Linked DNA regions of Homo sapiens: region 2 is linked to region 1. A link is a contact called in ENCODE Hi-C data. All regions are on one chromosome and are shown on one strand. Each heading gives the region's core, a stretch centred on a gene start or an enhancer-like site at or near the end of the contact. The rest is flanking DNA. Distances are from core to core; before and after follow the strand shown. Region 1 holds the start of TTC6 (tetratricopeptide repeat domain 6). Region 2 has its middle 140 kb from the start of SSTR1.

Region 1 (7,906 bases), core at 3,992-6,491:
CCAACATTGTAATATTCCCTTTTACTGAAAAAAAAATTCTTTAAATGGTATACACTCATAGAAACTAATTTTATGTGTTATGTGACCTCAGAATGACATGACCATGGCACTCTGCAAAGCAAGAAGCAGAGTTCTTGAGGGCAATTCCTGAGGAATTGATTCCCAGGGCCATCTGTGGGTAGAGAGGACAAAGGGGTTGGGGTCCTTGTAACTTTCGGTCAAGCAACTCTTGAGAATGTATCATGTATATCACCTATCTATTACCTCTATATGTTATGTAAATATACGGAGGATGTCTACACATCTGAGCATGTGCATAATTAAGTCCATACACAATATACATGTATTTCATTTAAAGACATCTGCTATCTGCATGTATCAGAAATGTAAACTGAGAAGCAAATGGCTCTGATGTTTATAATCTGTTTATGTCTTGCTATATAACAGCAGTATTGTCTTTCAATACTTTTAAGAGCCTCTAGTGTATACTTGTTTCTTCACCATTTCAATTCTTATGGTTAAGAGTATTGCCACAGACCTGTAAACTCGTAGGGGGTCAGGTAAGGAGGGGGAAAAAGCACAAACAAATATTTTACAAACTTGACCATCTTCCTTTTTTGTTTTTTTAAATAACCCTCCACAAACTAGAATGTCTGGAGGGGAAAGAGGGAAGAAAGAGAGGGGGGCAAGGAAGGAGGAGAATTTCATATATACACTTGTGGATCATTAAACTTCGCAGGAAAAAAATTGGTTTGGGGTTGTCTTTGTAGTAATATACACAATGAATTTTGAATACAATAATAAAGTAACAGTCTTTTGCACTGGGGGAAAGGTTGTGCATGAAAAATGAAATAAAAATAGTTGTTGGGATTTTATTATGCTGTTGACGGTTTGGTTTGTGTGGTTTTGTTTGCTGTTGATTTTTTCTCTCTTGCTACCAGCATGGCTATGCCAGACAAACCCCCCAGTCCCGGGAGCTAGGAAGTGTTTAGGACGGGTCTGGAATACACACCTTGGTAGTACGCCGGCTCCAGGGCTGAGGGCTCGATGGGGCTCCTGGTGGTCACCGAGGCGCTGCCTAGAGGCAGGCTGGCGGGCAACGTAGAGCCGTAAGGCGAGTATTGCAGTGCCTGTTCGTATGCCTTGAAGTCCAGCTTATGCTGCTGCTCCGAGGAGGACATGAGGTTGTTGATGGAGAACGGGTGGTTGAAGGAGTAGTGGGGGTCCCCTTTCAGGTGCAGCTGGGACTCGTGGGGTGCCAAGCCGTGTGCCGGGTGAGAGGCGGGCACAGAGGCCAGCGCCCCGGGCCCGGAGCTTATGGGGGGCGCAGTTGAGGAGGCTGGAGTCTTCAACTCCGAGGCGCCCCCTGTCGCCGTCGCCCCACTGTGGTCCAGAGTCTGGGGGCTGGCGGCGGGCCCGGGGGCCGGCGCGCCCTCTAGCTGGCCGGTCTTCCCGTGCACACCCCGATGGAGGGGCGAGTCGGCGCTGGGGTTAGAGGCGCCAGAGGGGTCCTTGCGGCTCTCAGGGCCGCCCTTGGCGCCGCTGCCCCCGCTTCCGCTCCCGCCCCCGCCGCCGGCCCCCGGCTGCTTCTCGCACTTGAAGCGCTTCTGGCGGCGCAAGTAGCAGCCGTTCTCGAACATGTTGCCGGAGTCCGGGTGCAGCGTCCAGTAGGAGCCCTTGCCCGGCTTGTCCGGGGAGCGTGCCACCTTGACGAAGCAGTCATTGAAGGACAGCGAGTGGCGGATGGAGTTCTGCCAGCGCTGCTGGTTCTGCCGGTAATAGGGGAAGAGGTCCATGATCCACTGGTAGATCTCGCTCAGCGTGAGCATCTTGCTGGGCGCCTGCTGGATGGCCATGGTGATGAGCGAGATGTACGAGTAGGGCGGCTTGGCGTGCGGGTAGCTGCGCTTGAACGTCTTGGCGTCGCCGCCGCCGCCCGCGCGGCTGCGGCCCAGGTTGGACGGCGCGTACGCCATGGGGCTCATGCACGGGTTCATGGCGGCCGCGTAGGGGCCCAGGCCATTCATGGAGGCCGCCTGCTGCGCACCCATGGCGCCCATGCCGCTCGGGCTCAGCGCCGTACCCATGGCCGTCACGCCGGCCGCAGTCATGCTGTTCATGGCGCCCGCCGAGCCCCCCGGCATGCCGGCTACTGCGCCGGGACTCAGGCCGGCCCCTAGGCCCGGGTTGGCATAGGACATGTTGAAGGACGCCGGGGTCATGTTGCCGCTCGTAGTCATGGTGTTCATGGTCATGTAGGTGTTCATGGAGTTCATGGAGCCCAGGCCTGAGTTCATGTTGCTGACCGGGACGGAGGAGTAGGCCTGGAGTGGAGACAGCGAGTGAAGAAGCCCCGGAGGGCGGGGTTAGTGGTGGGCACTGGAGGGCGGCCGTCCGGGACCTAACCCGGGGGCAAGTGCAGAGCACTTTGCAGAACACGGGACGCCCCCACCCGGGGCAAATGGCTAAGCGCCCTCCCCAGACCGAGCAAAGATGTCTTGCACGGCAGGGGGAAAATCCTAGCGCGGCAGGCATGAAAGATAAACGCTCACAGAAAATATGACCCCAGGAAGATGTGTAATCGCCTTACACGCCAGGCTCAGGGGCTGGCTTCCAGGGCCCCCTCATCGCCTCCTCCATCCACGCCAGGCGGTATCCCAAGTCTCCACCCCAACCAGCCTCGGCAAAGCGCCCTTTGGGGGGAAATCGTTGATAGAGCAAATCACCTATGGACATGGGACCCCCTGAATCATCTGTTTCCCAACAAGTGGCTTTATTGTCCTAGGGGTTTTTGCCTATGGTGACTTTTTGTTGTTTATTGTATTTAGAAGTAGTGTTTTCTACCTGCTTGTAGCAACTGTAATGTTAAAAGGGAAGCAAACTCAGAGTTAAATAAGTTTTGGAAAAATAAAACTAAAAGTAGATCCATAACAGAAAGGGCTGGGAGGGGGTGCTATAATAATCTCAAAGTGCTATATGCATTTTATTTTAACATGACTTTACATGTACACCTTTGCAAGCTATTTAGAAACTCGCATTAATTTTGTCACCACTTTACAGTCCCCTGTTTGAAAAATTTGGTGACACAGTTTGTCAAAATAAATCTTTTTTTTTTTTCACATGCTGATGTTGCTGCCGATGATTTCAACGCCTGGCTTTGAGATTCCGTGAGTAGTCTTGAATAATTTAAAATTCGAAAATCAAATTCTACTTATTTTCTCTTAATGCTATTGTATTTCCTAATTCTCAGCTTTAACATGTAAGAAAGTACTTTCGCTAGGGGTCTTAATTGAATGGTGGGGTCGAGATGACTGCGTCAGAATTAAATCTCTGGAAGACCTCTGAGCTCCTTTTAAAATCATCAACAAGCGAAAATCCTTATCAATAGCGATGTGGGAATGCATTAGGTACAGTATTTTAAACATACAAAACCTAGGCATATTAAAAAGCACTCCTCTGGTAATTTAATAAGGAATAATGATGTCCTTAAGTTTATTTTAATCAGCAAGTATGACTCAATTTGAAAATATGAGAACAAATAGATTTAAATAGGAACACCCAGTAAACTATGGTATGCAAATAAACTCAGAGGTAAACTTGTGAATACATAAATCTAAATAAGTCAGTTACCATCAAAATATTACGTGATCCTATATTTTTCTGTCCACGTCTTAAAAGTATTTTTTACCTTGGGGCTTTATTTTCTTTCCCTCTTCCCAAGATTATCCAAGGCAGTTCCAATACGCGTTTTCAATAATGGTAATTAAACTTTTGGAGGGTAATCGCCAGCTGTTTCCAGAAAAATACTTTTAATAGGTGGTAGTCCTCCCTGTAACTGGTTTTCCCTGTAATCCTTTTGTGCACATTGTAAAAATAACCCCCATGAACGTGCCACCAAGGGGACAATGAAGAGAAACAGGTTCTCGGCCCAGAGTTGTGAAGAAGATTTTGGTCGCACTAGCGCCACCCAGCGGTTTTAGAGAAGGAGCACACTTCTCCCCAAATAGGGCTTTTGAAGAACAAGTTTTACAAAATTTAGAAATCGTTTCATTATTGAGACACCCAACTTGGCGGCAGAGCGCTTTAATCAGAAGACGTCTGCGAATTAAACGGTGGGACGAAGAGGTCGCCTTGTGGGTATGCTCCGGCTTTCTCAGAGTTGCTTCCAACTCGCACCGGCGCTCGCCCGCCCGCTGCACCCCGGGCCCGGCTCCTGCTCCCGCTCGCTGCTGGGAAGAGGCAAGCGCTTCCTAGAGCCGCTGTTTTCAAAGCCCGGAGTTTCCTAAAACTCCCTCTCCGGCTGCGAGAGTCGGGACAGAGCAGGGCAGCAGGTCCCGCTTCCAGGCCCGGCCAAGGCCCGGCCGGGGCCACACCGGCGGGCGGGCAGCGGTGGCACCGAGAAGGCGCCCCCGGCCCGCCTGCCTGCCTTGCCTGGCGCCCACCGCTCCCCGGCCTCCCCCGGCACGGGCTCCAGCGGCGCCCCACCGGCCGCCCGCCTCGCCTTGCCTCTCACCTCCTGCGTGTCTGCGTAGTAGCTGTTCCAGTCGCTGGTTTCATGCCCTTCCATCTTCACAGTTCCTAACATCCTGGAGCCACCCTGCCCAATACAACCATCCAGCCCTGTGCGAAGCGACGGGCGGCCGCGCGGCGCGGGGCGGGGGAGGGGAGCTGAGCAGCTGCAGTCACCCGAGCGCCCGCGCGGGCCCAACGCCACCCGGGCGAAGAGGAAGCCCAGAGCTGCGGGGCGCGGCGTGCGCGGCGGCGGCGGCGGCGCGGCGGGCGGGGGCAGCGCCGGGGGCAGGCGGCTGCCGCGGAGCGCGGCGCCGGGGAGCGCCTCCGCGGGAAGTGAGCGGGCTGCCTCTGCGAGGCAAGTGCAGTTGAGCTGATGTGGATCTTACGTCGCTTGAGTGCCCACCTCCTCGTCCTCTCCCCATTTGTCCGCCGCACAAAGACGCTCGCACCTACAAAGCCCGAGGTGCACCTGCAAGGCGGCCGCCCGCCAGTCCGGCCGCCGCGCCTCCCGCCCCGCCGCTTCACCGCTGCGCGCGACCCCTCCCCCGCGACCCCTCCCCCAAGCGGGGCCCTCACTTTGTTTGCAAAGCAGTGTAATTGGTTTAGGCCCGGAGGCTAGGGAAAGAGGGAAATGGGGAGGGAGGGGGTGTAACCCCCTTTGGAAAAAGAAAAAATAGGCGGGGCCAGGCGGGCGGGCGGGCTAGGGCTCTGGATCGGAACCTCGCAGCCGGAGAAGGCCGGGGGCGGTGGCGTCGGAGACTGGGCTTAGAGACCTTGTGGGATAACTGACCCCGGGGTCCCTCCCCAGAGGTACACGCCACCTTCCGAGCGCGGGCTGCGGCCCAGTCTCGCGCCCCTCCTGCTCTTTGCTTCCTCCCTCCTGATTCCTGACCCAAAGTTCAACCCCGGGAGACTGGAGAATACAGACTTTTTTTTTTCTTTCCTCCTGAGAGCTTCAGACTAGAAAAGGGAAAAAGCCCCACTTTTGCTTCGTCACTAGAAACCGGGTCATCTGAGTCAGCCGAGCCAAGTGACGTTAGGCCGACCCGGGCCCCGGGCTAGCAGAGCGGAGGCGCTGCCACGAAACTCGTACCTGCGGCTAAGAGCAGGTGAGTCACAGCACCGGTTTATATCTTTATGACATAACTTTTTTTTTTTGTTCCGCCTCGGTCCGCTCCTCTCCCCTTGTCATCTGTAGCGACCACAAAGAGGAAGAAACTGAGAGCAGATGTCTGTGTGATAGGGCAGGCGGACCCAAGTCGGGCCGTCCTCCCCCTGCCGGGCTCCTCCTCCCGCCCCCCTTCAGCCGCTTCAGGGAGTGAGCTGGAGACGACCGTCTGGTTTCTGATAGGAAAAGGTCAGGGGGAGGGGACATCTCCCATAACACGCGCGTTAGCTGGGAGAGCAAGGGCCTGGGCGCGGGAACGCATCTGCACTGCGAAAGAGATGCCAGGCAGAAGCCCGAGACTGCCCGCAGCGGCGCTTGGTCCTGTCTGTGACCCGGAGGGTCCGGGCTGAGATCTCAGGGGCTCGCTTGGTTCCTAATCGGTCCTGGACGTCGGTGGGAGAGTCTTCCCAACGCAAAGTCTCTTTACTCTCATGAGGCCCTGGGTGGTGGTTGCCCACTTGTCCTGGGAGAGAGAACAACTGAAGTGACCGGGTGATAGGCAATTAGTTGGTGATAGATTGGGAGATGGTGCGTGTGTTTTGAGTGTGTGACCGTTTGTATATTTCTGAGCATGTGTGACTGTGTGTGTTTCTGAGTGTCTGTGACCATGTGTTTGTTGTACTGCCTGTAGAACCACTAGGTTTCCTTAAGTAACAATAAAATAAAATCTAAAGTAATTAAGAATCCGCAAAATCTTCTTGTTTTGCAAAGTTTTTAAAATGTTATTAATCTCATTTTAAGAAATGTGTTTTAACTTGTCTTCCAAACAGATACCTTTTTCCCTGTGCTTTGTTCTTTTAAATCTCTTTTACTTGAAATCTGGCAAGAGAATCACTTTAAATCCCTGAACCAAACAAATCTCTTAAGTCAGCAGGGGAGCAGAGAGGGTGAAGATGTGCAGTTAAGGAAATAAAAAAAGATAAAAGCATTGGATTACATTTTTTTTTTTTTTTTTTACAAAAAGGGTGGGGGGGTAGAAACGTCACATCATAAGGAAAGGAATGAGTGAAATTAAATCCACCTGGAACTCAGTAGGGCAGGAACCCTCCCTAATGCAGCCTGCTCCTGTGACTGCAAGTTGTCCCATCAGTTTGTGTAAATGTATCTGCGAATTGTGTGTCAGAAACTAATTCTTTTGTGCAAAGTTCCCATTAGTAGCTGACTTTAGTTCCATTTGTAAAGTATACGGATGCTTAGCTTCCTGGGCCTGATCCGGGGGACTTTCAGTGCTAATGAGCTTCCTTGTTCCTTCTGGAGGTGATTCTCCAATACCCTCTTGGCTCTTCAATAACACCGAGCAAGACTAGGTTATTTTCTACCGAGAGTAACAATTTATGGATAGTAATAGCTTTTATAGTGCACAAAAAAGTTGGCGCTTTAAGTAGGGGAAAAACACTGTCACCTTAAAGGGGGGGTCAATTACAATATCAAATGTTCTTTTAGCCCACTTCCCAAACCTACTAAGTCTCATATTTTCAAAAAAAAAAAATTGACTTAAGAAAAAAAAATCCACTTTTCATAGCGTGATGGCCGAAGCGGAATTTCTCCTAGGCTTCTTCAAAGCCCAAGACCGGTGATGCAGAATGGACTCTGCCAGCTTCGGAGACTTGATCCAGGTCAGGGATCCCAGGTTCGCAGCCGGGGGATTTCCACGAAAACAGCGCCTCCTGTCGTGGAGAGGGAAAGCTGAATTTTCCCGCAGGCGCCTCCGGGGAGCACCGCCAGGCGATACTGGATTGAACTCCGCACGCATCCCAGTCAGGGATTTAGGTTCTTAGAGCCGAGGCCAAGATGGAAGGAGAGATGGCCGTTCGTCCAGCTCCCAGCCTCTCTCCATCTCAGTGGCCGCATTGCAAGATACCTAACAAATTTAGGAGGTGAGGTTCTAGTGTACCCAGATGCCAGCCAGTCACTTTCCCTGAGGTTTAAAAGCGAATCAGCAGGGTCGTGTTGGGTCTTTGACTTGGAAATGCATACATACATACATAAAGTAATGCTGCTGTCTGGGAGTTGCTGGCCAGTCGGTAGCCAGGTCCAGCGGCTGCAGCCTGCTCTTTTCCAACCTCTTTTCCCAAATAGGCACCTACACCATTGGAAACTGTGCTTTGCAAGGATTGTGCTGCTCGTTGGAGGAAACCAGGCCTGTCTTCAGCTGTGGGGAGGATGGGTGGACTCGGGGCAGGGTACCCGCGAGGGCAGGCACGTGGCGGCTCCTGCGGTGTCCCG
Region 2 (7,906 bases), core at 4,034-6,533, 470 kb after region 1:
TCTATTTTCGTATTTGCCCTTGCTGAGGAATCTCAGCTGCTCCTAAAATTGTCACTGCAAAACACAAAGGTGTTTTCTTTTTTCCTTTTTATATTATTATTTTTATAGAGATGCGATCTCACTATGCTGCCCAGGCTGGTCTTGAACTCTTGGTCTTAAGTGATCCTCCCACCTCAGTTTTCCAAAGCACTGGGATTACAGGTGTGAGCCAATGTGCCCAGTCACAAAGGTGTTTTTATGTCACCTTTGCTCTGTTTTCTGGATTAATGATGGGTAATGTAATCAGAAGGGTCATCCTATAGAAGAGATAGAAGAGGGAAGTTGTGGACTGGGACATTATTCCTGGATGAAGCTGAGAACCATAATTTAATGTGAGGGTCTCCTTAGTTAGCTGCTTGATTCAATTTCTTTTAAAAAACTACCTAGATTTGTAATTTTAAAAATTAATGTATCCCCAAGGTAAGAATATCAAGCCACATAAAAATATACACTAAAATATCTTTGACTTCTGATCTTGGACCCTGTATTAGTCCATTTTCACGCTGCTGATAAAGACATATCAGTGACTGGGCAATTTACAAAAGAAAGAGGTTTAATAAACTTATAGTTCCATGGGGTTGGGGAGACCTCACAATCATGGTGAAGGCAAGGAGGAACAAGTCACATCTTACATAGATGGCAGTAGGCAGAGAGTGAGAGATTGTGCAGGGAAACTCCCATTTTTAAAATCATCAGATCTCTTGAGACTTATTCACTGTCATGAGAACAGCATGGAAAAGACTTGCTCCCATGATTCAATTACCTCCCACCAGGTTCCTCCAATGACACCTGGGAATTGTGGGAGTTACAGTTCAAGATGAGGTTTAGGTGGGGACACAGCCAAACCATATCATTCAACCCCTGGCCCCTCCAAAATCGCATGTCCTCACATTTCAAAACCAGTCATGCCTTCCCAACAGTCCCCCAAAGGCTTAACTCATTTCAGTATTAACTCAAAAGTCCACAGTCCAAAGTCTCATCTGAGACAAGGTAAGTCTTTCTGCTCATGAGCCTGTAAAATCAAAAGAAAGTTAGTTACTTCCTAGATACAATGGGGTTACAGGCACTAGGTAAATACAGCCATTCCAAATGGGAGAAATTGGCAAAAACAAAGGGACTACAGGCCCCATGCAAGTCTGAAATCCAGCAGAGCAGTCAAATTTTAAAGCTCCAAAATGATCACCTTTGACTCTGTGTCTCACATCTGCGTCACACTGATGCAAGAGGTGGGTTTCCATGGTCTTGGGCAGCTCTGGCCCTGTGCCTTTGCAGGGTACAGCCTCCCTTCTGGCTGCTTTCTTGGGCTGGCATTGAGTGTCTGCAGCTTTTCCAGGAGCATGGTGCAAGCTGTTGGTGAGTTCTACCATTCTGGGATCTGGAGGATGGTGGCCCTTTTCTCACAGCTCCACTAGGTTATGCCCCAGTAGAGACTCTGTGTGGTGGCTCCAACCCCACATTTCCCTTTTGCACTATCTTAGCAGAGGTTATTCACGAGGGCCCTGCCCCTGCACCAAACTTCTGCCTGGGCATCCAGGCATTTCCATACATCCTCTGAAATCTAGGTGGAGGTTCCCAAACCTCAATTCTTGACTTCCACACACCCACAGACTCAAAACCATGTGGAAGCTGCCTCTGGTGCAAGCCCCCTCTGAAGCAGTTGCCAGCCCAAGTTGTACCTGGCCCCTTTTAGCCATGGCTGGAGTAGCTGGGATGCAGGGCACCAAGTCCCTGGGCTGCACACAGCAAGGGGGCACAGTGCCTGGCCCATGAAACCATTTTTTCCTTTTAGGTCTCTGGGGCTGTGATGGGAAGGGCTGCTGTGAAGACCTCCAACGTGCCCTGGAGACATTTTTCCCATTGTCTTGGGAATTAACATTCAGCTTCTCATTACGCAAATTTCTGCAGCAGGCTTGAATTTCTCGTCAGAAAATGGGTTTTTCTTTTCTATCATATTGTCAGGATGCAAATTTTCTGAACTTTTATGCTCTGTTTCCCTTTTAAAACTGAATGCCTTTAACAGCACTCAAGTCACTTCTTGAATGCTTTGCTGCTTAGAAATTTCTTCCACCAGATACACTAAATCATCACTCTCAAGTTCAAAGTTCCACAAATCCTGAGGGCAGGGGCAAAATGCTGCCAGTCTCTCTGCTAAAGCATAATAAGATTCACCTTTGCTGCAGTTCCCAACAAGTCTCTCATCTCCATCTGAGACCACCTCAGCCTGGATTTCATTGTCTTTATCATTATCGGCATTTTGGTTAAAGGTATTCAAAAAATCTCTAGAAAGTTCCAGACTTTCTCACATTATCTTTTTTTTTTCCTGAGCCCTCCAAACTGTTCCAACCTCTGCTTGTTACCCAGTTCCAAAGTCGCTTCCACATTTTAGGGTATCTTTTCAGTAGCACCCCACTCCTGGTACCAATTTATTGTATTAATCCATTTTCACACTGCTGATAAAGACATACCTGAGACTGGGCAATTTACAAAAGAAGAGGTTTAATGAACTTACAGCTCCATGTGGCTGGGGAGGCCTCACAATCATGGCACAAGGCAAGGAGAAACAAGTCACATCTCACATGGATGGCAGCAGGCAGAGAGAGAGAGAGAGATTGTGCAGGGAAACTCCCATATTTAAAACTATCAGATCTCAAGAGACTTATTCACTATGATGAGAACAGCATGGGAAAGATTCCTTCCCATGATTCAATTACCTCCCACCGGGTTCCTCCCATAACATATGGGAATGGTGGGCCTTATAATTCAAGATGAGATTTGGGTGGGAACACAGTCAAATCATATCAGACCCTTTCTACATGGGCAACAACTGTCAAGCAGTTTCATATGTATCTTGTAGGAAAGGTGTATTACCTTTAGTTGCCCATGGATCATTTTGGAGCTTTATGTGAATACATATCTTTTTGAACATACATGAGAGCACAACCCACTCTGTTATTTGGCTTATTGTTTGAATGTAACAATATATCTCAGAGATACTTCCATATTAAGAATGAATTTTTACTGTTTTAACATAATTTTTTAATATTACACTAGTGTAGATACTTTTACATATGTATACATATATACATGTGTATATGTATGTAATTTATATACACATATACACATATAAATGAGACACATATTGTGTCATAAGCACTTTATATGTGTTAAATAAAAATTACAGGAGGTCCTTATTTTGGACTGAGCTCCTGCACTAGACCCCAAGAGATCAGACTAAAAACCAGAATGGAGTCCGTCATGCTGAGGTTCTACTCACCACATGGAAACTGAGTTGTTATGTGTCCTTTCCAGAAATCAGGAGAGAGAGATAACCAAATTTCCCAAATAGGTTAGTTTTAATCTGCATGGCAATGAAATTCCCTCTGCCTTTAATCCTTACAACAAAAAGTAACCTGGGATTACCTGAAGTTAACTAATGGGTCATTTTTCTATTGTTTTATTTCCCTGTTTGCACCTTACAAGGAAAGTAACTTTGAAATAACATGTCTGCTTTTTGTTCTTTGTTTCTGCTTTCTTCAGCTCTCTGTCTATAAAGCCAACTTATTCTACTCAGCTCATTGGAACACATATTATACTTTATAGAATGAATTGTTGCTGGATTCTGGACTTGCAAATAAAGCCAAGTTAAGATCTTTAAGCTAAAGTGTATTTTTTGCCTTTTGACTTATGTGTTCACTCATTTACTCTTAACTATCCAATGAAACATGTACAGTATTTCTTTTGGCACAGCTTTACAGATGAGGAACCTGGGGCAAGAGTGCTGAGGAAGCTTGTTCAGGGTTTCAAAACTAGTAAGTGGTGAAACCACCCAGAAAATAGAGTCTCATGCACTTAACAGTCTAATTATGATTATACTTAGGTTGCTCCCAATGTTTGTTTATGTATATAACTATGCTTTAAAACATTTTTGTACATTGCAGTTGCACTCATGTGAGTATCGATGGGATACATTCCTCAAAATCAAATTTCTGTGTTGGAGGATATCCACATTTTTAGTTTTTATGGTTACTGTCAAATTCCCTTCCAAAGAAGTTGTGATAATGTGTACATTCACTGTCTGTGTGTGATAATTCCTGTTTCCTCACGAACTTGCCAAGGCTGTATACTATCAAACTATTGCCAATTTGGCAGCTAAAAAATACTATCTTTATTTTGCCTTAATTTGCATTTATTTATGAGAAGAATTGGGCATCCTTCCATCTGCTTATAAGCCATATGTGTTTATTTTTCTGTGAAATGCCTATTATATTTCTAAAAGATTTGGGGTATTTTTCTTATTGATTTCTAGAAGTTTTATATATGTGCATATATATAAAACGTATACACATATATAATTTCTACATAAAGCTTTGTGTCATTTTTGTTTTTTGTAGAGATGGGGGTCTCACTTTGTTGTTAGGGCTGATCGTGAACTCCTGGCTTCAAGTGATCCTCCAACCTCAGCCTTCTGAAGTGTTGGGATTATAGGCATGAGCCACTTCTCCTAGCCTGAGAGTTTTATATTTTAAGGAAAATAGTATTTTATCTTTCAATATATTGCAAATATTCTCTCCCCCACTTTTTAAAAAACTTTTGTCCTTGTTTATACTATTTGGTTCTAACAACAGAAAAGTTTTAAATCTTCATAGGAACTAATTTATCGACATATATTTATGGGTTGTGGATTTTATAGTTTTGATTTTAAAAAAGTTCTTTAACTTCAGAATTTTGAAAAATTGGGATATATTCTTTATTACAGTTATGGCTTCATTTTTTTCTTTCAAAATTAATCAGCTGGAATTTATTTTGGTATAAAGAGTGAGGGAATAATTCAGCTATACTTTTAGTTTAAATTGCTAACTGGTTGTCTCATCAAAATGTATTGAAATATCTTTCCTTTCTCCATCATTTGCTTATATGGCCATACTCCCTTATCTGTAGTTTCGCTTTCTGCATTTTCAGTTACCCAAGGTCAATCATGGTTTGATAATATTAAATAGAAATTTCTGGAAATAATGTTTTAGTTGCATGCTGTTCTGAATAGTGTGATAAAATCTCACACTGCCTTGCATTGTCCACACTGGACAAGAATCCTCCCTTTGTCCAGCGTATCCAGGCTGTCTACCTGCCCTTTAGTCACTCAGTGGCCCTCTTGGTTATCAGATTGACTGCAGCAGTATTCAGGTAGGAGATGAACGGGACTTATTTTCCCAGCACCAATCACGAGCCTGATGATCAAAACAGGATGCAGTGAAGAAACCGGTGGAAACCACCACATGGTGACAAAAGTGATCTCTAGTTGCTCTCACTGCTCATTAGCATAAAGACACTCCCACCAGCACCATGACAGTTTACAAATGCCATGACAACAACCCAGCAGTTATTTTATATGGTTTTGGAACTCCCTCACCCATTTTCTAGAAAATTCTGAATAATTCACTCCTTAATTAGTATACAGCTAAGAGTGGGTATAAACATAGCTAGCTACCAATCTACAGGAACTGCTACTCTGCACTGCTACTGTTGCTGTACGCTGATGCTGCTCCTCCTTCTCCTCCTCCTCCTTTTTGGGACTGCTGCTACTGCTCTGGCCTGCTCTGCCTATAGAGCAGCCACTTTGCTGTACACTGCTACTCTGGGCAATTCTGCCTATGGGAGAGCCCCGCTCTGTCTATGGACAGCCATTTTGCTGTACACTGTTGTTGTAATCTTTAATAAACTTGCTTTCTTTCACTGCTGTCTCTTGAATTATTTCCTGAATGAAGCCAAGAACCCTCTGGATTGAGCACCAATTTGGGGGTTTGTCTGCATCAGTGTTGTCATGGGTGATCAGCAACTATTTGAGGCCAGTGGTGTGGCGGTAAGAATAATTTACAAGACAGCTGTAGGTAAAGAAAGGCAGATTTAATAGAGAAAGTATGGAAATATGTTGCAAGAGTGGTTACAGACAGGTTAGCAAGAGAGGAGCTAACTGCAAAGAGACAAAGGCTTCCTGGGAATTTTATAGGATGGTGCTTATGCTGTGTGCTGAGGAGGGCTTTGTGCAGTTCTAATAATGCCAAAATTGCAGTATCCTAACTAACTTTTTTTAAATTTTAGTCAGCTGAGGATCTGGTGATAGCTGGGTACAGGAAGATTGTGTTATTTGCACAGGAGGGCTACATATCCTGGACCAAGAAGAAAGGCAGACTTAGAGCTTATCTGCTTTCTCTTTTTGCTTTCCCTCAGTTCCACCAACTTGACTCCCTCTCCTCAATTAAGACTCCACAAGTATCACGGTGTTTCTATTCAAGTAACCCTTACGTTTCTTCGTAATGGCCCCAAAGTGCAAGAGTAGTGATGCTGGTATATTGTATAATTGTTCTTTATTATTATTGTTGTTGTTGTTAATCTCTTACTTGCCTAATTCAAAAATTAAACTTTATCATAGATATGTGCGAAAAAACATAGTACTGTATTTATAAGGTTTAGTGCTATCCAAGGTTTCAGGCATCTACTGAGGTCTTGGAACGTATCCCCCTTAGATAAGGGAGGACTACTGTACTAATTCTCATATCTGCTTATATGTATTTTTGAACTCTTTGTAACCATTCCACAGTCTGGACACCTTGGCTTCTCTACACTCTCCTACCTGCCTCTATACACATTTCTATTCATTTTCAGAATGTTCTGGGTATTATCATCACATATTTACTTTTTTTTCAGTTAAACTGTAAAAATAGTTGGTCTCTTTACAAAAAGTTGTTATTCTAAATGATATTTCACTAAATATTTAGATTAATTTATGGGAAATGGAAATATTTACTATTGAGTATTCTTAACAAATAATAAGGTGTATATATATATATGTATATATATATATCCATTTATTTATATTTTTCACGTCCCTAAGAAAATTGTGATGTTGTTTTCCCCACCACTTCTTGTTTGTTACTTGGTTGTATGTATGTATTTGTGTGCACGTGAGTGTTGGTATTGGTATATAGGATCTTTCCTTATACTATTTTTGAATTGGTTATAGTTTTTATATAGGAAAGCTACTGGAGTTTTAGTATACAAATTTTGTAGCAGTTAGATGAGTGAATTATTTTGTGGTTTCTTTTTTTTTTCTGATTCCCTAGGATTTTAAAGATTCACAAGCATACAATTGTATCATCTGTAGATAATTTTGCTAACTCTTTTCCTCTAAAACCTTTATTTTTTTCTCTTAGATAATTGGATTGATCGGCACTTCCTGAATAGTGTAGATTAAAGCTTTAAAAAAATCTTGTTCTTGACTTTAATAAATAAGTTGTTGATGTTTAACCATCAACAACTTTTAGTAAATTACCTTTATTAAATGTATACCAATAGAGGGTATTTTCCAGATTTAGTCAGGATTTTTAAAATTTTGCTACCTAAATGATACTTTTTAATCTACAGAAATGAAAACTTTCTGCCTTTACTTATTGTTATAGTGAATTATATTAATGATATTCTATTATTGATTTCCATAGATCATGCTTCTATTTCTGAACAAACCCTACTTATTTGTTTATGATGTATTGATCTTTAAATGTGCTACTGAAATGGGTTAGCTACATTTTATTTAGAATGTTTTCATTGTTATTCATTATAAATGAGATGGGTCTGTATTCTTTCTTGTGGGCTATGTTTGTCAAGTTTGGGTGTCAATATTATACTGCTTTAAAAAAGACTTGGAGGCTTTCTTTCCCTTGTTCAGTTCTGGAACAATATAAATTAACACTGAAATGATCTATCCTACCTGCAGATATATTCAACTTTTATATTTTTAAAAACAATTCTGGACTTTTTTCATTAGAGGGTAAGTTCTTATCAGATTCTTATCAGAGCTTGACCAGATGCTTAA

Evidence for each region. A loop is a pair of places that touch in the nucleus more often than their neighbours do. Pooled maps may share reads with other maps.
Region 2: a loop to region 1 is called in a pooled map, with 20 times the contacts of the local background. The contact joins the enhancer-like site here to the promoter of TTC6 in region 1. A Hi-C loop is called at or near these places in 5 of 50 pooled maps.

The regions. Positions count from the first base shown.
Region 1 is chr14:37,590,388-37,598,293 of GRCh38, forward strand. TTC6 (tetratricopeptide repeat domain 6) reads left to right here and starts at 5,242. Exons shown (of 33, transcript NM_001310135.5): 1 at 5,242-5,621. FOXA1 (forkhead box A1) reads right to left here and starts at 4,862. Exons shown (of 2, transcript NM_004496.5): 1 at 4,514-4,862; 2 at 1-2,324. The coding sequence starts at 4,585. The coding sequence ends at 978. RefSeq lists enhancers at 816-1,365, 4,798-5,657, 5,171-6,370.
Region 2 is chr14:38,059,973-38,067,878 of GRCh38, forward strand. No RefSeq gene overlaps it. Among named protein-coding and RNA genes, the nearest start is that of SSTR1, 140 kb to the right of the region's middle. Within about 2 kb of position 5,284, at least 5 of the 41 ENCODE cell types and tissues checked have a DNase peak (open chromatin) inside an H3K27ac peak, as active enhancers do.